2 separate regions of the Mus musculus genome follow, and region 2 is linked to region 1. The links are chromatin loops, found by intact Hi-C in ENCODE. Cell type or tissue: left cerebral cortex. All regions are shown on one strand. Links, peaks and the distances in the headings refer to the core of each region. The heading gives the core; the rest is flanking DNA.

Region 1 (12,400 bases), core at 1,928-9,927:
GATGAATCCTTCACACAGAAGAACACCTGCACATTTCAGGGCTTTTTCTGCCTAACTTTGTTTATAAAACACTTTTAAATTATGAAAATAAATGGAGACTTTTTCCTAGCAAATTATTTTACTCCTGAGTATTAGGTAGAATAAAATGACATAGGTTCTGAAATGGAAATGTAATCTGTGTGCTCTCTCTATGGAAACGCACTTTCCTCTCACGTTCGCATTTTCTATTTGAAATGAGCTATTTCTATTTTTGGAGTACAGAAACAGAGCAAGTTTCATTCATAAACATTCCCATGTGAGAAATCTTAACACACCATTGTCTCCATTTTCTAGTTTTCGGTCGCTACGTTCTATTCACTCAGCCATTCATCAATTTGGTTTGAAAAGTGCGAGTACCTACCCCATATGATGGTACTTTTCATAGCATGAGAACAGGAAGAGTTAGACATGATTTTTGTACTCAGAGCACAGACAATGACTGGTGAATACACACACACACACACACACACACACACACACACACACGCATCCACCCATGCACACATGTGTGTCCACACACAAAAACACATTTGTGTGAATTTAACAAACAGAGATAGCAGTATAACGTTAAGCTTGTATTTGTAGCCTGTTGACACAGGGCACTAGACTACTTTACTGGTATAAACTCTCAAGCATAAGGAATATACAAGTCATTGCTAGCTAGTTTTAAAAACATTATTCACTATATTGCAACACATCACCCTAACATGCATGCAACACATAAACACCTACTCACTGAACATATAGATGCATACACACATACACACAACATCCACAAAGTTATACACAAAACACATACAACACACATACATGACAGATACATGCACACACTACACACACATACACACAACTATAAATATACCACACATACACACACACATACTTACAAATACCACCACATGCACACATATATTCAGACACATATAGATGTTCACATACATACTGTCATGTTCATATACATACGTGTTTGTATGTATATGGGTTGTGTATATGCATGTGTATGCTAGAGTTATGAGAACATGTGTTGTGTGTGTATACTTTTGTATATGTATGTATATTTGTCTATGTGTGTATATTTATATATGTGTATATGTATAAACATTTATATGTTTGTATGCACATACAGTATATGCACATATACATACAATATATATATACATAAACATACACATATGTATGCATAGATGTTCAAACTGCACACATACATATGTATATATATATATATATATATATATATAGCTTGTATATATACAGACACACAAACCTGTTTACAGACAACAGACACAAACATACATTATACATATAACATATATAAACACAAAATATACAAACACACACATATGCACACATAAATGCAACAGATACGTGTGTGTATATATGTATATATGTAAGTGTGTGTGTGTGTATATATGTATATGTATATATATATGTATATATATATACACACACAAATTAAACCCACATATATGCACACATATACATATATACATTCACATTCATACCCACACCAACATACATATATCACACTGTGCTAAGGTCAACTTTGAGGGAGACAGAAGAACTAGTGCATTCCTCATGAGTGATGATAATTTAGAATGAGACATTCAAGTTTACTCACCAAAGCCTGATTTACTAAGACTTAGTAAAAATGAAGATTCCCATGATGATCAGCACATTAGCTGGAGTAACTCATAAATGAGAGGCCTGCTCCCAAAGCACCCGAACAGACAGAAAACAAATGATGCTGGGATACCTATGTTAAAGGGAATTTTCTAACAGATGAAATAGAATGCCCTGTTTGACACACAAGGCTTTATCGAATTTATTACTCTAATGTTAGGATTCTGGCTTCCATGTAGTTTTCTCACTTGGAAAATTTAGGACTTTAAAGTACATAATATAAAGTGGCTTGACTTGTGAAGTTTAACTCCAAACAAAATAGCCACTAAATCATAATCAATTTTTGGAAATGCAGATCCGGTAGGAAATATAGTAAAGCTTCCTACTGTAGTTAAAGAATACTTTCTGTATTCAAAGCTGCTCCAATGGTACAGACTCCCAAGGAAACCTTGGCCTGATTAATGTACCTTATGAAATCTCGGAACCTTTGTGAAGCCTCAGAAGAAAACCTTAGACCCGCGAATAATTGTAAATGTAATTTCTCCTGGGCTCCCTTCCCTTACCGCAGGACACACTTGGATCATTTTATTCCACAACAAATATTCTTGTGATTCAATGATACTTAGACCAAGAGTTGCTATTTATTAAAAATCTTCTGGCTTTAGGCAGTTGTTGGCCAAACTGGAATCAGGCTGCTGTAGCTGTTTGGTTCCTCATGGCCTTCAGAGCTTTATATTGTCAAATGACTCGTTTAAGGCATTAGCATGCTGATGTTCTTGAAGTAAAACTGACATGATACCTCCTCAATCTGAAGTTCCTGTTTATGTCCATCTTTTAGCAACATTTAAAAAGATTTCTAGATGTGCCACAGTCCTATGTCTGCTACAGGACACATATGAATAAAAGTAAATATGTTTGGTACTCAGTTTTTCCCCAAAATGTCTTGACAGAGAAGGAAGAAGTGTGAATTCTCCATAACCCTTACTGCAGTTCTGGTTAGAGTAATTGCTAACATGAGGCGGTTTTTTTCCCCTCCCTTAAAAGGGTTTTTACATTAGTTACTCATCCCAATTAGAAATATTCTCTCTTAAAATGCTTAGCTATGAACATGACTCAGTTGTCCATTAAAATCTGTTTGCTTTACTGTTTTCTTGGTATTCATAAACTTTATTGAGTTAAATTTTCGATTACATTAATCATGTTCAGTCAAAACTGAGAGAACTATAAATTGAATAATTTCTTCTCACCTGAAATTGTTAGTTCTGATGAACATTAAAGAAAAGAAGTGAAAACAAGAAGCAATGCAAAACTATGAAAGGGTATGAACATCTAATTATGGTGTGTATCTGCAAAATTTGATTTATTTAAAGGCATAAATTTAACATTATCTTTAATAATCATAAGAAACATGTGAGGTAAACTCTTGGAATCATTTAATTTTCTACAATTGTAACGAAGTCTTCTAACATTCTGTGGTTAACTTTCAATTTTACCTCCAAATAAATTGACTCGACAAAGCAAACAAATACCAAAACTAATGACCTTCCCTTTGAATAACGGCTTTGAACCAGTCGTACCATAAATCTTTAACTCCAGAAATCAAGTATCAGAACATGGACATTCTGGTCTACATATCAAGTTCCAGACCAGGTGGGGCTACACGCTGAGACCCTGTTACCAGAAACAAAACCAAATATCAAAGACATTGATGTAAACATGTTAGAAAGAATATACTATTAGAATGCTATAGATTAGAACTGTTATCGTTTATATTTATTCATTTTAACTACATAATAAACAATGAATTCAAAATTTCATGTTTTTAATTTCTAAACGATGCTTAAGACATACATTTTCTTTACTGTTTTGTGAATTGTCACTAGATATTTGAATGTTATATATAAGGTATAGTAAGGTGATACTGAGATTTTGAGCTGATTAAAGAATATACATCCTGCTGAAGGAACTAGAGAGGCACCCTGTGAGGGATTACAAACCTCACTGGCACAATATATTGAATTAAAGTTGGAAAAGTTAAATTCAGACTTAGTAAATAAGGAAAAAATTTAGATTGCCTTTACCAAGGTGTTAAAACAAAATTAAGAGCATTTATTTTCTGTTCACAACTATAGTAGTGATCCAAATGTTTACATATTGTGTCTAATTACAAACTAATGGAATAGCTGGAATATCTGACTGATGTCTAAAGCCAATTGTAGAATTTAGGTTTTGATTGAAACAAACAAGTGCTTTAGCCAATCATTTCTCAATGTATTCTGTCTTGTACAACATGTTCCCTCCACAAAGTCTATGTTTATTATCTTTATTTCCTGAACGAGGCAAGTTAAAAAATAACAATGGATAACACTTTTGGAGACTAAGTTCCTTTGTAATAATTGGAGAAACCAATATAAGAAGGCTATTTACATAAAATTTTCATATAGAAATTATTTTGGGGATGTTTTTATTTTCATCAATTAATTTCTCCAGTTTTTTCCAAGAGAAGAAAGAAAACGTTGGTGGCTTTAAATTCATTCATAGTTACACATAGTGTGTTAACTCTGTTTTGAACATTTATTTTATGTTTTATCAAAAAGAAATGGTCAGCTAAGTGGTATTTTTCTTTTTCAACTACAGAATTTTAATTTCCTGTCTTTGGATGTGTTTCAATAATTAATATTTAATAAATACCATGGTATGTCTTAGAACTGACTAACATTGTAACACTTCCATTGTCAAAGTCCTCACAATTAAAAAATGGTTAAGTATCTTCATATCAAAGCTGGTGCTAGAGTAATAATGGACTTGATCATGTTATTTCCTTTGTTATGATTCTACACTGTCCATGGCCATAACCCTGACAAGGCTGTGGATCCTGCTTCAAGGTTCTATTTGATAGTTTTGCAGTGAGAATCATGGAGCTACCATTTAATTCCAACAAGTTCAACCGTTTGTATATAGCACTGCTTCTGTTGGCCTTTGAAATAGGAACGCAGCAAGACTGTAATGGGTTGAACAATTTGCAATAATGTTTCTTCCTCAATTATGCAATTTTCCAAAAACTTAAAATGCTAAATAAATAATGAAATTAAAAAACAAACAAGCAAAACAACAAAAAAGCAAAACTATGGTGGGATCTGGTATGGTAACAGAGGCTATACTAGAAACTGAAGGGCTCTGGGTTCAATTCCCAGCACCATAACCAGACAGGTAAAACTATAAAAGATAGAAATTTTCAATTAGCATTTAAAATGCATTTTAATCAACACTGAACCATGGCATGGTATTTTCCTCATAATATTATATTATTGATAAAAAGATACGTCTGCAGTATGCTTATCTCTCTCAATTGTAATGGGCATCACTAAGTCAACATGTCTTGACCTTCAAATGCTTCTTTGCCATCCGGGTAAGAAGTTGCTGAATGCTGCTTGAAGATTTTATAAACATAAACTTTTTCTCAACTCACTGTGCATGAGAATTTAGGCAATTTGCAGACAAATGTTATGCAGACGTTAACACCAATAATACTGGATACAGACATCATAAAGCCAAGCTTTAATGGCTTCTCCACTACTTCCACCCCCCTCTCTAGTCACGGGATTTTACTGAAATTGTCCGAATATTACATGTATTGCTTATAACTGAAGACACACACACCAGATTAGAGAGTATTCTGCAGCTCTATTCTGTCTTGAAACAAGTTTTCATTTTTTTTCTTGTATATTTATATTTAAATATATATATGAATATATATATATATAATTTTTAAATTTGAGAAATAGAAATGTAGTTTCCCATAGGAATCAAATTTTACCTCTGTTAATTAACATTATATAGTTTTACATATTTATCTGTCCTTACTGATAACACATGTTTATGCTATTATAAGTATCAGGATTTGGTAGCTCACAGACAGTTCTCCAAGTTTTCTATTGCTCATTGCTGGCTTTTGTTCTGTTTGAAATTAGACTCTTTGGCTGGCACATATTCACAACAGAAAGCCCCATCACGAACTTTTATTAACCCACTTGATACAGTGACATAGCTGCAAAGTGAAATCTTATTCTCGGATTATGTAGGAAATATTCAAACTGTCCAGTGAACGATTATCCAAATCCTCAAGGGGCACCTAATCAATCAATCAGTGTTGTGTGAGAGGAAGGCTGCCGGCTGCTGAATTAGCTTCTGCTGGAATGTGTTCATGTGTAACATCCCACTGCCTGGATGACATCACAACAGCTTCAGGTCCTTGAAAGTCTTGAGGATGATTAGCTGAAGGAATTGGCTGTTTCTGCCAATCATAACCCGGCAGAGCTGCCTTCATAGTTCTGGAGATGTGAGAGAAAAAGGGAGGGAGGGAGAGAGGGAGGGAGGGAGGGAAAGACCGACTCCAGCTAAGCAAGAGGCACAGCAGCAGTGGCAGAAGCAGACAGGAGCAGCTGGTATTCCGGTGATTAAATAGTTCTCATAGCCTTTTTGCTGTACCCGGTCTGCTCCCTGGGGTAAGGCTCGTGTCCGAGAAGGAAGCTGCATTTTAACGGTGTGCTGAACAGAGGTCTGAATCATTCCAGCTGGCTGCTTGTTTTGAAAAGGACAATGTGTGTATAAATAAAAAGACTGCTGGAAGGGTCCAGACACCGGCACCGGAGCTGAGGAGTGCTCTCAGAATCCTGTTGAGGCAGATGGCACGAACTGAAAGCTCCGCTAATTAACGTGGAGCCAAGTAAACCTGAATTCTGGATATCTCATTTTCTAACTTCGGATAAATTCAAGTTAGCAAAAGAAAAAAAAATTGAAATGCTTCTCTAGGTAAGTTACTGCCCTAATTTGTTGAAATTGACAATGACGGGGTATGTGTGGCTTAGCTTCATAAACAAGTTAAACGCACTAAAGTTTTATTTGTGAAAGATTTATGTAGAAGCAGATACTTTTAGAGCCAAATTCAATCTCCCTTTCTGGCGTGTGTATACATACCTGTCAGTATGTAGAAGTTATATTTGCATTGTATATAGAATGTATTGCCCTGCTGTAAAAAGGGAACTGAACAGCAGATTAATTTTAAACAGTTACTCTGACATTTGCACCAAAACACCTCCCTGGATAACAGGTTTGTCCTGTTTCTACTGGACCTACTAATTTTGCAAACTCAGCCTTCAGTCATAACTGTGGCTGGTGTTTAAATGTTTCCTAAGAAGTATTACTTAGAATGTGGCATGCAAATTGCCCAAGATGAGAACTCTTCTCCTTGGGACATAAGATTTATAGGTGTTCTCTGTTTTGATGGAATTTTGAGAGAAACAGCTGGCACACACATTTGAAACTGAACGACACTGGCATATGCTGTTTATCAGGAAATAGATGCTATCCCCTAGCTCATATTAGAAATGAAAACATCTCAGGGTAATATATGTCATATTCATATCCTAGATTGTGAGCAGGACACCGACACCTCAGTGCCGTATTCACACACACACACGCACACACATATACACACACACACTTCCAAAGCCCCCTACACAAAACACATTGGAAAATGCGAGATGTTTAAAGGTGGTCTTAGTGTTTCTAATACTTATATCAGAAGAAATCAAAGTTTAAAAATATTAAAAATTGATTTCCTTTTAACTTGTCCTAATTTACAAATTGATATACTTTTTCAGAAGCAGTGTGTTGTTTATTTTGGTAGACTGTGTTCTGCTCCTCAATTAACTTTGAGAAAGTGTAATGAGTTTATCCTTTCTGTCAGACGCTCCTTTTCCTGCCTTCACAGCGTCTGTTCTAGGAGTTTTCATTTACATGGAGGCAGAACTTTTCAATGTTAAGCTGAAGCAAGATATTAATACATTTCTGTCATTCAGGCTTAGTTATCCACTTTCTTGTCAGTTTCATAGTTAAAATCCTGTATATTTTGGAATAAGAAGAAGCTGGTGAAGACAGAAGTTACTAAAATTACTTTAATTTCACTAAAACTAAGAGACAATGAGTTTCTCCAAATGATTTTAATGAGTTGTTATTTTTCCGGATCACAACTATTTTAATTTGTTTTACTGGAATTGGGCCAATTAGCTATAAGCAGAAACTTAGGTAGTGATGGATAATTTGTTTTGTTTGTTTCAATAAAGTTTAAGTCAGGAACATAAGACCCCTGACCAGAAGGATCTCATGGTGAGAACCAGCATTCCCCCAAACATTAGAATGTTTAATAAGAAAAGTAACTGTGTCATTTATGTTTATCTCTGGACAGAAATAGATATTTGAGTATACTATGATTTTTGCTGTTTTTCCATAGAGAATTCTCTGGCAATCTATAGCATGAAAGTCGTCCTTGATGGAAAATACAGATAAAAATTCTGATGTAACTCTTTTATAAAAGAAAAGCTTTGGATAATTTTATTATATTTTATTTTTAAGAAATCAATGAGAAAGCCATCTGTACATAATAATCTAGATCATTCTTTTGCTTTTTCCTGAAAATAAAAAAAATTGCATGTTCATATAGAATGCATGTATATACATTCACCTGAGAAGCAAGTATCTTAGATTTCATCAGGCATGAAAACTAATATATCTATTTGATACGGATTCGGTCTTCCTCCAAGAATGCTACCATGCCATGATCATATGTTTAAAAGAAAAATACCTCAAATTCTTAATTGATCTCAATGTCAGACCTAGTGTTTCTAAATGCTAAATAAATGTTTCTAATCCATACAAGAGTTGAGCTGAGAAGTTTAATGTATTGTGATTCCCTCTCACTTTGTTTTTACTGAAAAAGTGAGAATAAAATACCATCATGCTATTTCATTTACTAGCAACTACTCAGGGAGAAGAGAGAAACACTTAGCATACTGTGTTCAAACTAGAAGCTTTCTGGCTGATGCCGCCTCTCCAGATTTAAAAAGCAGCTGGGGAAACTTATAAAGTGAAGCTAGACTATCAGCCCTGGCTGTCAGCCAAGCCTGAAGAGCCATGCACCCAGAAGCCTACTCTTCCCCCCACCCTCCCCGTGGGCTGGAATTTATTGATAATGCATTATGTTTTAAGTCTAACCTGTACAAACTGGAATATTTCAGGAGCAAATATATTGCCAGACTAGGGGAAAACTGTAAAGTAACAAAGATTTCTTCTTTATCAAAGGTTGCTGGGATGAAATCATAGCCTAAACCCTATAAAACACAATATGTACTGGAAAGTACAGGAAGGGTGAAATGCCTTCTCTACATACTAGCTTGGAATGGCAGCAAGACCAGAAGTGCCATATATACGTGTGCCAAAACAAAGAACTTCAAGGTTTTATTCAATCAACCAACTCCAAAAAGTCAAGTAAAAGTAGGACTTCCAAACCCTTTCATAGTCTTGTAGCTAGACAACAAAAGGTAAACTCTCCTTCATTGTGCACCTCCCAAGTAACAAGCCAAAGGGGATGCTGTCTGCTGTTTATTTTAAGTTCACAAAGTGAGAGAAACAGGGCAGGTGCCAGACACGATGTATGCCATTGCCTTCAGCCATCACGATGTAACAGTCAGCCAAGCTTTCCTTGACACTTTAGGAACTTTCAGCTTATGTTGTTACACAGAGTGTTAAGTGGCCTCTTCTTTAGACTCATTCTGCTTAAGCTTCTGCAGCTAGAGCAGTTAATGATAATATATTGCCAAGGTTCCTTTAACTCTGTTTCTAACGGATCATATCACATTTTAGGCTAGTCAAAATTATATTTAAGTAATAATACTGAATTTATAGATTTCCCCCTCCCTTAAAAAAATCAGATAATCCAATAATAGCAAACTCACTAAAGCATCAGATATTTCAAAACAAATAATTCTGAGACAATAAAAGTTTTGAGATAAAAAATACTAACTTCCTCTACATTCCTACCTGCAAAAGGTTTTGCAGATATTACATGATAGATATCTTTCCTTTGTCTTGTAACTTTTCATATCAGTTTAAAGATATCCAGGAGTGAGAGGTTTTAACAAGATAATTTGCCTCGTGACAAGTCAATAATTACTTTTAGATGTTGCTATGAGCTTATACGAATATAGCACTTACAAGCATTTTGTAAAAGAATTACTTAAGATACTTTGTGAACTGTAAATGAATAATCATTATTAGTTACTCAAACTTAAAGAAGTGCCTGTGAAACATGAAGGGATAAAATGACTTGTATTCAAATGTTCTAGAAAATACTTTGATGAATCCAGGGTGTTTTATTGTTTTTTTTTTTTTTTTAACCAAAAATCACTATTGGGTTGTAGAATTGAATTTTCTATTCCAAAATCTTACCTTACTCTTTATAAGAACAGTTGTTTGAAATATTTGAAAACCTCAATATAGAGAACAGCACTTAGCAAAGGAAGAGACACATACATATCAGCAGAAACACCTCATGCTCCTAAGTTAGAAGAATCCAAACATTTTCCCCCCAATATGGAACTGCTTTTGCTTTTCTTTTCTACCTACCTACCTACCTACCTACCTACCTACCTACCTACCTACCTATTTATTTATTTATTTATTTATTTATTTATTTATTTATTTTCTTTTTTACTTTTTGTGGAAGTGCTGGGGTCCAAACACAGGACTTTTTACATGAATAAACTGTCAAGTGCTGTACTGCTAGGTTACCTATTCTCCTCATTAAAATTATTTAATAACATTTGTCTCTAACCCCATAGGCGATGAAAGGTAACAGACCAGGTACAACATGTCCAAGCAAGGAGTAAACATAGGCACACACTGCCTCTGATGCTTTCTATCCCCACCTGCTGCCACCTGTGCTCCACTTCACCTTTCTTCTTCATTTGCATTGATTTGGTCACGCCCTACTTTCCTTTCCTCTCTGTCTCAGTTTTCCTTCTTTCATCTCTCTCCATCCCCACCTCCATTCATTTTTTTCCATGACAACTTTAGTGCACAGCTGATGAGTGAACTACTCATATTTAGCATGGCAGCAAATATAAGACACAATGTGACCACAGTAAGTGGGGAATGGTATGGGGAATATTGGTTAAAGCAATAAGGAATAAGAGAAGATAAAATGGGAAATTTGCATCAGAAATGTAGCTCTCAAGATAACAGCTATTCTTCTGCTATGTTGTTAGGTAATTTACTTTTCTAATACTTTCTACAGAGTGCTTTGATCCCCATGCATAATACTCTCTTTCATGGGCAGCAACATTTTTTTTTCAACACCAAAATACACTATAGAGTTAAAAATAAAATTATAAAAGTAAATACTCATTAAAATTGCTATTTGAACACCATATTAATAATTTATATATTTAGTAGTTTAAAAATAATAACAACTGCATGCAGCCCAAAGGCCAGATGCCATGCTAATGAGAGAAGAAGACGGGAAGGACAGATATTGTACACATTTAGATGGTTTGGCTTAACTCCATTCCTGAATCAGAAATGCAACTGTAGACTGCTGATCCACAAAAATTTGTCATATTTCATCAGACTTTTCTAAAGAGTTCTTGAGGCACTGAATAGGGTTTCACGCCTACATTAAAAAATCATTTAAACCTCAGAAATAAATATAGCAACACTAAAGATTAATACAAGGAGAGGAAACAGATGCGGCGGTGCATATGCTCCTACAAATGCATATAAAAGTCCTAATTCTGTTCATTACTCTAAAGTGCAAGTGAATAATTAGAATCAGGATTTAAATCTGATCTGCTTCTCAAACCGTCTCTCCCTAAATTTCATGTCACTCCAAGTAAGAGTTCACTTATTCTAAAAGGTGGAGTAAAACACAAATATCGACTTGTAAATGATACTTATTAATTCATTGAAAGCACGTGGTTCTTCAGATTGCAATTTCTAAAGAAGCTTTCCTCAGAATGACATAATGATGAAAATGATGCGACAATTGACCAATTGAAGTTGAAGTCAATTTAAGACTTAAATTACTCTATTTCTCATTTCCACCGAGAAAAAGGCTTTAATGATTACATGCTCATGTTCCTAATGATAATGATAATAAATATTATTTTCTTTATTATGTGATAGATGCTAGGAAAGATGAAGACCATTCTCATGAGGATCATACTCTGGTTGGAAAAAAGAGACATGAGCATGAATCCTCTAAGGATGAATAAGTGAAAAAGGGGATCAGAGCTACACATGAGAATTATAAATATGACTGGTTAGTGAATATCCTTCTGAGAAACTATCCCTCAGTAAACAATCCGGTGAAATTTTGAATGCTGAACTCAATGGCATGATAGTTTTTCTCATAGCAAAAATTAAATAAAAATGTGATTGTTGCTAGAAATTTCTTAATATATGCAAAATAAAAGTCTGGAGTATGTATCTGACCATTGGTTATCTCCTCAGTTCTCTGGAGCTGCAGGGAATGATTTAAGTTAAGTCACACTTTTGGTGACACTTTTTTGGAGAAAAGTAATATAAAGTTTTACAAAATAGAGTTTTCATTTTTTCCCTCTATACTTCTCAGTTCTAAGCACTTAAAAATAATATCAACATAAATTATCTTAGATCATTCACCATGTGTATATACTGAAAGCTAATGATACTATTGAAACCTAGGCAGTAGAAGAGCCCACTTCCTAACCTATATTCATGTATTAGTGGGAGTATGAACCAAGATTCTAAAACCATCACACAGCTAACAAGTGCTGGTCCTAAAGAATTCTCCATATAATATAATTACTGAATATGTAAAAATATACATTACTTTCTCCAACTACAAAGTAACTTCAGCTCCACA
Region 2 (12,400 bases), core at 2,971-10,970, 800 kb before region 1:
ACGAAGACAAAAGAAAAAGAAAACGAAAAAGAAAGAAACCACATTGTATATGTCAGAGCTGGGCTCCCCATGGGTACCTTCATTGTGTCCAGTCTTGGTTTTCTCTTATATTCGCCACTTGTATATATATATATTTTAAATTAGGTATTTTCCTCATTTACATTTCCAATGCTATCCCAAAAGTTCCCCCCCATACCCTCCCCCCCACTCCCCTACCCACCCACTCCCATTTTTTGGCCCTGGCGTTCCCCTGTACTGGGGCATATAAAGTTTGCAAGTCCAATGGGCCTCTCTTTCCAGTGATGGCCGACTAGGCCATCTTTTGATTCATATGCAGCTAGAGACAAGAGCTCTGGGGTACTGGTTAGTTCATATTGTTGTTCCACCTATAGGGTTGCAGCTTCCTTTAGTTCCTTGGGTGCTTTCTCTAGCTCCTCCATTGGGGGCCCTGTGATCCATCCAATAGCTGACTGTGAGCATCCACTTCTGTGCTTGCCACTTGCTTTTAAAAAGAGGCTACTTTGATTAGTGGTGAGTGTAGAGGGACTTTAATCTAGTAACATGGCTGCTCTGGCAAGGGATCATATCCAAAGTCCTTCTGGGTCTGTGTGATCTAGCTGGAATACAGACACAGCTTTAGTTCCAGGAGATGGAGGCAAGGAGATCTCTGAGTTCAAAACCAGACTGATATAGAGCATGTTTCTGGTAAAGAAAAGCGAATATAAAGGTGTGGTGGTACATGTCTTTATGCCCAACACTGAAGAGACAGAGGCATGCAGATCTCTGAGTTCTAGTCCTTCAGTTTGTTTGACTCAGTGAGTTGAGAGGCAATGCAATAGAGTGGAGTTCATGGGAGTTCAGATCATGGAATTCAGAGGGAGGTTTTACAGGGACAGTTTTCTAGAGACAGGTTGCAGAGAGAACAAGCTAGACACAAGTGAAGACAGAATGAGCCAGAGAATGAAAAGGAGCTAGACGATTAGAACAGATTGTCAGAGTTTGAGGCCAAGCAGAGAAACTCAGTGAGAAGCTGAGAGACGTCAGATTGAATCAGTTCACTTGGTAGGCAGATTGGGACAGAACAGCTGACTAGGGATTCCAGGTAGAGACAGGGACAGGAGAGATCAATGGGGGCAAACAGAGGCAGAGATTCCTGGGAAAGATAAAAGGAATCAGAAGGAGGCATCTCTAAAAAAGCTAGAAACTTAGGAAAATGGAAATTCCCATGTAAGACTTCTAGCAATGAGGACTATGGAACTTGAAATGATGGCCATCTCCTGTAACTAGGTAAAACTTCTAATGGAGAGATTAGAGTACCAATCCAGACACAAAACCTTTGACCCACAATTTATTCTGCCTACAAGATATGCAGGGTAAAGGCGAAGCAGAAATTGACAGAATGGCCCACTAGTGACTGAACCAACTTGATGTGCAAAGGAGGGATGCCATTCTGTGATGGTTTGTATAAGCTCAGTCCAGGAAGTGGCACTATTAGAAGATATAGCCCTGTTAGAATTAGGTATGTGTCACTGTGGGTGTGGGCTTTAAGACCCTAGGTGCCTGGAAGTCAGTATTCTGCTTATACCTTCAGATGAAGATGTAGAACTCTCAGCTCCTCCTGCTCCACGCCTACCTGAATGCTGCCATGTTTGCAACTTGATTATAATGGACTGAACCTCTGACCATGGAAGCCAGCCCCAAATAAATGTTGTCCTTATAGGAGTTGCCTTGGTCATGGTGTTTCTTCACAGTAGTAAAACCCTAACTAAGACACATTTCTGAAACATTAATGATATTCTTCTATATTTGGAAACAGGAACCTAGCATAATTTTCATCAGAGTCTTTACCCAACCACTGATGGAAAAAGATATAGAGACCTACAGTCAAGTATTAGGCAGAGCTTGGAGAATCCTGTTGATGAGGAAGACAAGGGATTGAAGGAGATAGAGAATTCAAGGACACCACAAGAAAAGTATAAAATCAACTAACCTGGGTCCATCGGTCCATTGGTGGTCACAGACTGAATCACCAGCAGGTAGGCATGCATGGGATGGACCTAGGCCCTCTGCTCATATGGAGCAGTTGTACAGCTTAGTCTTCAGGTGGGACTCCTAACACTCAAGCTGTCTCTGACTCTGTTGCCTGCCTTTGGATCCCTTTCCCCTAACTGGGCTGCCTTGTTTTGCCTCAGTAGAAAATGTGCCAAGTCTTACTTCAACTTAACATGCAAAGGCTGGTTGATATTCATGAGAGTCCGCTTGTTTTCTGAGGTAGAAGGCCTCAGAATAGTGGATGGGTGAGGTAGGTGAGAAGGAATGGAAGCTGTGATCAAGATGTAAAGTACGTAACTTAATTTTTTTTTTTCTAAAAAAAATGTACTAGCCCCAAATAACAATATAAACAAATATATTAAAAATAAAAACAATTAATTAAAAATAACCTGCATTTCAGCATGAGCAGTGTCTCTTCATCCCTGCTTCTTTTCATTCCCTTTCATGTTTGCCTCCCAGTTATTTCATGGTTTATCTTGCTTCCACATACTTTCCTCGAATATTATGATCACGCCAATGAAACTCTAGCTTCAAATTGGGTATTAGCATCTACATTCAACTGGTTTCAGGGATGGATTGATCTCTGGCAAGGTAGACCCAGATCAGGCAAGAGGTAAGACATCCAAGAGTCTCAGATGTCTCTCTTGTGAGAACGTTCACTCAGTGATTCGGAAGAGTTTTTCAGAGGAGGAGCTGTTCTGTACTTTTCAGTAAGAGAGACGTTTGAAACTTGAACAGTGTACACAAGGGCAATTGAACTGGCTGGTTGCTGTTAAGCAGCATCGGTGCCCTCAGTGGGATAATGAAAAACTGAAGGCAATTAAGAAACAATGAAAATTAAGTATGAAGGGCACAGGAACATTTTGATTGATAACAAACATTGCTTGAGCAAGATAATTGGATGCTGAATTCAAGAATTAATGGAGTTACAAGTTTCAAAGGAGATAACAGTGGAGAAGATCTGTTAGATAAAAAAAAAATGTGTGTAGAGATTACAATAGAGATTTAGAGTGTGTCTTAGTTGGGGTTTTACTGCTGTGAACAGACACCATGACCAAGGGAAGTCTTATAAAAAACAACATTTAATTGGGGCTGGCTTACAGGTTCAGAGGTTCAGTCCATTATCATCAAGGTGGGAGCATGGCAGTATCCAGGCAGGCATGGCGCAGGAGAAGCTGAGAGTTCTATGTCTTCATCCAAAGGCTGATAGTGGAAGACTGACTTCCAGGCAACTAGGGTGAGGATCTTATGCCCACACCCACAGTGACACACCCATTCCAACCAGGTCACACCTATTCCAACAAGGCCACACCTCCAGATGGTGCCACTCCCTGGTCCAAGGATATACAAACCGTCACAGAGTGCCTGACATCCCCTGAGTCCAGGAGCCTGATCTAGATGGGTTGGAGCCTGCTCTAAAGGGACTGGATCTTGCTCCAGAGGGATCGGTAGAACCTTTTTATTAAGAGGGACATCAAATTAAGCTTTTGTGTGTGTGTGTTCCAAACCTAGTGTTCTCCTGTGAGAGAACTTAGCAAATTCTACCTCAGCTTGTACTAAATTTGTGTTTTTCTCATGCTCCTTGAAAATATTGTTATTTGTGGATGTTCCTGCAGGCTTTTCACAGAAGCTAATTATTCAATCATTACCAATTCAGCACTGACTTCTTAAATAGACTCAAATGAGTAGTGCTGGTAACATCTGTCAACTCATTAGGAGCCAAGGAAAACCATTTGGAATATGACTTGGCTTTTTTACTTCACTGTAAAAGTTCATCCTGTTGTTTCCAATGTCTAAAACCATTGGTATAACTTAAAGCTAATACCTTCACAACTTCATTTGCTGTGCATATATTTTATTTTTTCCATTCCACAGACATGATTGAATTCTGTAAGTAACCTTCACAACTGGGTTAACAAATGTGCCATTTAAAAATTGACTTTAGTCATATCCGTAGCACATTGAAAAAATGTAAAGATATTGTACTGTAATCACATTGTTTTAAATTTTATTATCTTTTTAAAAAATCTGTGAATTTCAAAAGTTGTGATAAGTATTTATTACAAAATCCATTTTGTATGCTTATAAAAGTATTAAATGTTTTATGATATAATTGTTTTTCAAATAATAAATATTTGGTTGTCCCAAAGAACATAAACTTTAAGTCCATTTTGTCTCTGTTTTGACATGAAAGAATAATAATTTGCCAGCAAATTTTAATAAATGAATAATAAAGCATGAGTAAATAAATGGGCAAAACTAATAATAGTCAAATTTCATCATAGATAATATTTTTAGTTTTCTAATTTGAGATGATGATGACCCAGTGTACTTTTAATTTAATAGTATAAACAATAGTTACATAAAAATTTAAATATAAAAAGAAATCTGAAGCTTATTGTTATCATTCTGTCTAAGCTCCACCCCACAGTTACCTGGCAACAGCCAGGTGTGCCTGACCCACTATAGAAGCGGCTGCTTACCCCCTCCTTCTCTCCTGTTCCTCTTCTTTCCTTGCTCTTTCTCAGCTTCCCTTCCCCTCTCTCTCCCCATTCCCTCACCCCCATCCGGTTCCATGTGCTCATGGACTCTACTCCTCTACCTCTCTCTCTCTCTCTCTCTCAATCTCTGCCTCTACTACCCTCTTGAATAAACTCTATTCTATAGTATACAGTCTCATTCTCTGGCTGGTCCCTCAAGGGGAAGGGATCCCTTGGCATGGGCCCACTGAGGGACCCCTTCTCTCATCCCTCACCCCACTTCCATAGAACATATCCCTTCCACTCTTTATCTTTTTATAAACACATCACTTACAATGATACAATAGTGAAATTATACTCGAAGCATGAACATTATAGAATAGGAATATATTTACTTGCAAATTATTGCAATTTATAATGTCATAATTATTTACAAGAGCAGAATGAGAAAATACAGGAAGTAAACATTTTACACTTGGAGGAGAAATTATTAAACAAAGACATCTGTAAAGAACTTTATAATATGCAAAGTTTGTAATGGTTAAATATTGATATACATGTTATAAGTCATCAGGAGATGAGTTACATATGAAATGAAAACTTTGCTCTGTAAAATTTTAATCAAAAAAAAAAAAACCTTGGAGTATAGTTTCAACAACATGAAATAAAGGAATATTTCATAAAATAATAGAAAGCAGAAGAAAAGTCTGAGTGGAATATCCAAGCTATGTAGGACTTAGAAGAAAGTATTGAAAGAAATATTTATAATATTTAATTATTTTGACATGTTTTCCTATGGGGAGTGAGGTATTTAGGGACTTTCAAATTTGTTCTCCAATATCTATAACTTTTTGAAATTTTTAGACATTGTTTCAGTGCTGTCATACAAAACAAGCCAAGTTTCTCATCATTGCAAAGACACAAAAGAGTAGGTTGAAGTGAAGCATATCTCACCACAGAATCACTGGATCACCGTGGCCTTCCATGCACAATCTATATGTAATGTTGAGGGGCTCAAGGCTGTGAAGACCAAGCGGCCCTGCCCACCTTTAAAACATCCACACTATGCTTTCCTCCTCCTGATTTAGCTATCATGAGACATTTTAGCTTTTCTGAAAGGTTAAAAAAAAAAAAAAACACTGACACAGAAAACCATGATACATGAATTTCAACAGGCACCTTTACACAAGATCTTTATGATATACCCATCAGAATTACCTTAACGGATACAAGAAAGTATGTTACAAATGCTCTCATTACAGCTTTGCAAAAGGACAAACGGAAAAATAATTTTTAAAAGTTACATTGTATTGATTTTTATATTTTCCTAAGAATGTTAGAGAAAACTTTCCATAGTAAACTATTATTTCAAATTTGTTAAAAAGAAAGAAATCCATTATAAAATAATAGAAAAGCAACATTTAATTTAAAGATAGATAGATGGCACTGTAGGTCTATCTTAGTCCTCTTTCAGTATGAAGAAACTTTTACCTTAACTTCTTTCTGATATATGTGATATTGAAGATAATTTCCTTCCCAATATCCTGAAAAAAAATACTATAATCTTAAATCATTGATATTGTTTATTCTTAAACAAAACAAAATGTGTTATTTCAAGTTACCAATACAAATGTATATGTATCTGTGTGTGTGTGTGCGCACATGTGTGTGTATGATATAAAAAGAAGAAAAATTAAGAAAATTTGTCAATATCTGGAAATGTAATCATATCTAATAAGCTAATTCAGAAGTTTTAAAACCTTGAGCTAGTTTTTTGAATTGCTTCCAGCATTTGTTCTTTCCTAACTTCTGTGCTTCTGAACCTGGTATAGAGTATGTGGTTGCTGATGGAGTTAGTTCCCCTTTTGCTTTTAGCTATGGGCTTCCCTCAAGCACCTTGACACATGGCCCTTCTTAAAGGGCATCTCACTTTCAACACTAGAGCTTTCTTCACCAAAAACAAGGAGATGGTTAAATTATATGAATCTTTGACTTTTCATTTGCAAATGTAGAGAGTGAATGGGGGCTTCCAAGCCAGGGGTCATAATCATTAACATATGAAAGAAACTAAGACAAAGAGAAGGACTGAAAACATTCCCCACCCAGGCTACAGGTAAAGGCCTTAATAAGTTACACAAAAGCCTACAGATTACAAATTCAGTAAAGATGGGTGCTTTGTGAATGACTCAGAAAAGGGTAAGGATATACCTGCTTCAGGACCTGTGAGCTTTTCATCTTTCCAGCTTTATGGACCATTTCATTTCTTGGAACTGTTTTCTTAATAAATAGTCTTTATTTCTACCACTAATTATATGTCTCTGGTTCAATACTTTGTTCTATGGGACAGAAACTGGAAATCTCGGATGGTGACCTCCAGACCCGAATCCATACCTACAACATTTTTATTGATCATGGAAGAGACACAGATTCACTTTCAGTCTGTTTTATTTATTTTAAATAGGTTAAATGGTTGTGATTGGATGAAATTTGCATACTAGGAACCAAAGCCACTGAAAACCACTCTTGAAAACTTCCTACTAATTTTCATTTGTCTGTAGATGAGAAAACACTCAAACAACTTAAATAATGCCCACATGAACACGAGGCTCTCATCATCAGAAATATAAGAGTCCTTCCAGCTGCTTCAGAGCTTAGAGAGAATGCATGCCAAGCCTCAGATTTGAAATCACTTCAGCCATTTCTGTGATATATCCATGTACCACATTTAGCAGAGATCCTAACTAACTCTAGTAACACTTTTGACCCATAGAAATCATAAAGTTTTCAGAAGATGTTGGGATATTTTAAAACCTTTCAGCATGGGATAAAAGAATAATGGTATTAGGTTCACCCTCTTCCCCAACCCCAGCTCATAAGGGACCTATCTATCTAACTCAGGTTCTTGCCCATTTTAACAGTATCAAGTAAGGTTTCTGTCTCATGCAATAGGTTTTAGATCCAACAAAAAAGTAGTGTGTGTGTTTTTTTTCTTTTCTTTTCTTTTTTTTAATAACATTTGGACCATTATCAGAGGCAAGTCACTATTGTATGTAGCAAGATTTAGAGGTGGGTCATAATAATAATAATTTTCTTTCTGGTAGCATGTCGTCTAATTTTCACCCTCTGCTACTGGATCAAAAAGATGGTAAAATATTAAAATAGATTAAATATACTGTGAGCATATTATGCCATTCATCCAACTGTCTATGAGTAAATCAAATAGCCAATTAAAATTGCTCACGCTAAGTGAATGAGGTTCATCAATGAGTTATTCCTAGACTAAAAAGCTACACATAAAAAGTATCTGCCAAATAAATTGTCTTTATGTTTTTCAAGGACAATTTGAAGAATTTTAAAAATGCTTTATCTCTCAAAACAAATATTCTCATAACTTAAACTTTGAAAAAGTTACCCATTAATTTAAAAAACATAAATTTTGTTTGGTGTGGAACTGAACAATAACTATTCCGTTGAGTTGTTAGATTCCACTTTGGCATCTTCTGTATTTTGTCAGGCATTGACATTTTCATTGTGCTAGTATTTGCTAATAACTTGAAACCCAAAGGTGTTTGTCATGTTTATACTAGGAGAATTAATGAGCATGTTTTTATTCACACTGACTTGGTAGTTTGTTCTTCCTTCATAAAGATGATTATCTGTAAGTTGTATATCACTATTTAAATCCCAATTTACTTGGAAAATAAAACTCAAGAAGTATTTAAAAAGTCAAATTAATTCTACAAAAATTGACAAAGCATTTGCATCCAAACTGTAAAGATCTTTCACCTGATGTTTTGGTTTATTTTTAGATATGCAATTATTTTTGAAGCTATTGTAAAAGTGAGAGTCACCATGATCTCGTTCTCAGTGAGATAATCGTGGCCTTTAAAAATGCCAGAACTATTTGCTACTTTCAAAATCATAGCTGAGGTAAGATGAAATGACAAGAGACAGGTGGGCACAACATACCATGCTGTAGTAGGTATTCTGGACTACATGTTAATTGTAAAACCTGCTATTGCATTTTATATTGAAAATTGTACCTGTGTGAATTAAATGTGAGAACATCGTGAATTAATGAAATTTAAATTGCTAAGGTTAATATTAAATTAAATCATCACACTTTCCCTACTTAGACTCCCTCCTTTCCTCTAGGAACTTAATTGTGCCTTCAAAACTCTGAGACTTCACTTTCACAGGTAATTTTTAGTCATTGCTAAACAACTTCTCATGGTTACAGTAACTGATTCTTCTTTCTTAAATATTCCTTGAACTTAGGCAGACTGAGTCAACTGCCAATATTAAATCCAGAGAATAAAACAGGGTAGGATTCCAAATAAACTTGAGCAAGCACATCTGCAGTTTACTTGCTTAGAACACTGATTTTCTTTTCTTTTTTATTTACTGATTATTTTATTTATTTACATTTCAAATGTTATCCCCATTCCCAGGTTCCCCACTACAATGCTCCTATCACACCCCACCTTCTCCTTGCTTCTATGAGGGTGCTCCCCCACCCATCTACCCACTCCAGTCTCACCACCCTAGCATTCCCCTATGACTGGGTCATAGAGCATTCACAGGACCAAGGGCCCCTCCTCCCATGGATGTCTAACAAGGCCATCCTCCACTACATATGTAGCTGGAGCCATGGATCCCTCCATGTGTACTCTTTGGATGGTGGTTTAGTCCTTGGGAGCTCTGGGGGGGGGGGTTGGTTGGTTGGTTGGTTGATATTGTTGTTCTTCCTATGGAATTGCAAACCCCTTCAGGTTCTTTAGTCCTTTCTCTAATTCCTCCATTGCAAACCCCGTGATCAGTCCAATGGTTGGCTTTAAGCATCCACCCCTGTATTTGTTAGACTTTAGCAGAGCCTCTCAGGAGACAGCTACATCAGGCTTCTGTCAGCAAGCACTTCTTGGCATCAGTGATAGTGTCTGGATTTGGTGTCTGTATATGGGATGGATCCCAGGTGGGGCAGTCTCTGAATAACCTTTCCTTCAGTCTCTGCTTCACTCTTTGTCCCTGTATTTCCTTTTGACAGGAGCAATTCTGGGTTAATAATTTTGAGATGGGTGGGTGTCCCCCATCTCTCAAACGGGGGCTGTGCCTAACCTCTGGATATGATTTTCATGGAAAGACAACAGCCCAATGTGAGTGCATGCAACAATGGGCATCCTCCACTCTGATTCCTTTTCTTTTCTTAAGCTATCTTTTCTTTTCTGTCTGCCTGTTCAAAAGCTTCTTCATATACATTCTTTAAATTGAACAGTCTTTTTGTTAGAAAATAGTCTTTGTCTCATTTCCATCACCTAAGTGAATCTACACAAACAAATGTTACATTTTTTTCCTCTTTTTTTTCACCTTTAAAATTGAACTTCAAATCTGTAACATCCAAACACTGTGACAGCCTCTCTGAAATTTATCTTTTTGGTTTCACTTCTTAACAGCCTAAATAAGTACTTTTAAAAAAATTCATTTAATTGCTCCTTATTTAAGTTTTTTTTAAGGTTTGTTTGAGATCTCTATTTTAGCTTTTGTAACAAAAAGTCCAATTTGTGAGACAATACAGGATTCTAGAGTAAGGAATATAAACCAAGGCTAAATACTTTGAAGAAGGGGTGTTTGGCAATGGTGAAAGAACCACTAGAACTCAGTCATAGATACAAGCTGACAACCTGTGTTTTTGAGACAGCTCTCCAGAGATCTCCAGACAGCTCAGCTCTTGAAGACCAAAGCCCAGTCTTTTTTTTTTTGCATATCAATTCAATTCTCCACCCAAGTTCCCCTTTGATTGTCCCATGAATCAGCATTTTGTAAATTTAGCCCCTTGATTCTTAGAAAAGATAACAAGTACATTAACATAGCAATGACTTCAGAGGTCTGCCTCCTTTTATAAGCACAGACAATAAGCTAACTGGGTAGGATCTGGCTCTGAGATCACCATTCTCACCCTATCTGGGCATAAACTAGTTCTGTCTCTTGAATTCAGGAATCTGCCTGCCTTTATAAGCACAAACAATAAGCAGTGTAGGATCTTTCCCTGTGATTACCACTCCTCAAATCTCTTTATGTCTTTCCTTAATATCTTTTTGAGAAGCTGGCTCATAGTACAAGTGCTTCTGTTCTTTTAGATCCATGAAGCCCCTCATAAAATTCATATTGCATCTTTATATTTTTGCATAGTTCAGAAATTACACATTCTTGAACTCATTTTTTTTTTCAGAGTTCTTTCCCACAGCTTTACAGGTTGTCCTGAAGGTCACAGCATTTACCATTTTGCTGAGACACACCCTCCCCTGCCCGGATTCAAGCTGCTTCTAATTATCATGGAGTCTTTAACCTTGTCAGGGAAACATCCCCTGATAACTTTGGTGGGGACAATATTTCCCAAAGGAGGAAAATAAAGTAAATTATGTACACTGTTATACAAACATGCCTGATGCCTAGAAACCATCATCACTCATGGAGACTCATGCTCTGCTAGCTCTGCTCCAGGTGCAGGAGGAAACTGTGTCATGCCATCCCTTCTGAATGGCTCGACTTGGCATCTATATAAGTATAAAATTATTAAATTAAAAATTTTTAAATTCTCTTTTTTGTTCAACTGCCCTAAGATATAATCACAACATATAGAGCAGTTCAAAAATTTTGCTGCATATGCAAATGTTTGTGTTGAGTGCATGTAAAATTTTAATATTTTATAAACTTTATTGGATGATAAAACTACAGTTTTAATTGTATTTATCTTTTTACTTATCTTTCTATGTGAATTACAGTGCACACACATAAGAATATACATGCATATTTACCTGCACATTCCTATGAGTACATGTGTGCAATTTATGCCAAGGTGTGTATGTGTGTGTGTGTGTGTGTGTATGAAGAGACACCTTTAACCTATTTTAATGTATACTCTCTTTGTTGTTTTCTCTGTATACATTAGTCTATATGGCCTAAGGTTTCCAATATCCTCCCTTTGATCATCACATCTTTCCATAGAAGTAAGGGGAATATACTTACCTTATCATGTCAAACTTTTTTTAAAATGAGTTTTAGAATATGAACTTAGCTCTTCATATTTATAGCTAGGATTCTTTCCCACTGAGCCATCTTGGCAGCATGTATTTTATTATTTTTGTTGCTCTTATTAAAGAGAGACATTTATGTGTAAGTATACATAGTTTAGTAGCACCTGAGAAGTGTATTTTTCAAAAACAGATACAAAACATAAACAAAACAAAGCAAAAATAAAAATTTTAATATAATGGCCAAAAGTAAAGAGATCAACTTATCCCTAAATAATACCTAAATCCATGGCATTCGAAAACTATCTATTCCATCCCACAAAATGTTAGTAATAGATTGTTGAATTGTACATGTACATTGTACACTAATAAATGGCTTTTATGATATTGCTTATCTTATAGATATCAGGTAGTTTCTTAATTCAATGGCAATATTTCTTTAGTCTACTACTTAAAAAATTATATTCTTAGTTATAAGTGGAATATTACATGTTATTGTAGAACAACTATATTGTTAAAAATCACTTTCATATTACTATGTATTCTCAGGAAAAATTGAATTAAAGATGCTAAAGCAAATAATAAAGTAAAGGGGAAGTTTTCTATTAATCTATAGAAGATTGGAAATCTCAATAATTGGATACATATGGAAAATCTAAGAATAAATATGCTGTACATTTAGAAGTTTTTATATAGAAATCAACCTACTTATTCATGCTCTAACTTTATCCCTAGTAGCAATTTTCAAATTTGCAAATTTTGAATTTCAAAATAGTTATTTGCAAATACAATTAAAAATATACTAAAAAATGTGTGATGGTTTGTATATGCCTAGCCAGG

The links. A loop is a pair of places that touch in the nucleus more often than their neighbours do. Peaks named below come from ENCODE experiments on the same cell type or tissue, not always from the same donor. Only the 100,000 strongest peaks of a DNase experiment are listed, where the experiment ranks them.
Region 2: it touches region 1 in a loop (4-fold over the local background); 3 of 42 quality-filtered maps call a loop at or near these places.

What each region holds. Positions count from the first base shown.
Region 1 is chr3:125,398,037-125,410,436 of GRCm38, forward strand. It overlaps Ndst4 (N-deacetylase/N-sulfotransferase (heparin glucosaminyl) 4), which reads left to right and starts at 6,055. Exons shown (of 14, transcript NM_022565.2): 1 at 6,055-6,471. In left cerebral cortex, for the core only: no CTCF peak of the experiment used is centred there; DNase peaks (open chromatin) are centred at 6,110 and 8,597; H3K4me3 peaks cover 1,128 bases.
Region 2 is chr3:124,599,729-124,612,128 of GRCm38, forward strand. No RefSeq gene overlaps it. Among named protein-coding and RNA genes, the nearest start is that of 1700003H04Rik, 25 kb to the left of the region's middle. In left cerebral cortex, for the core only: a CTCF peak has its summit at 5,975; no DNase peak of the experiment used is centred there.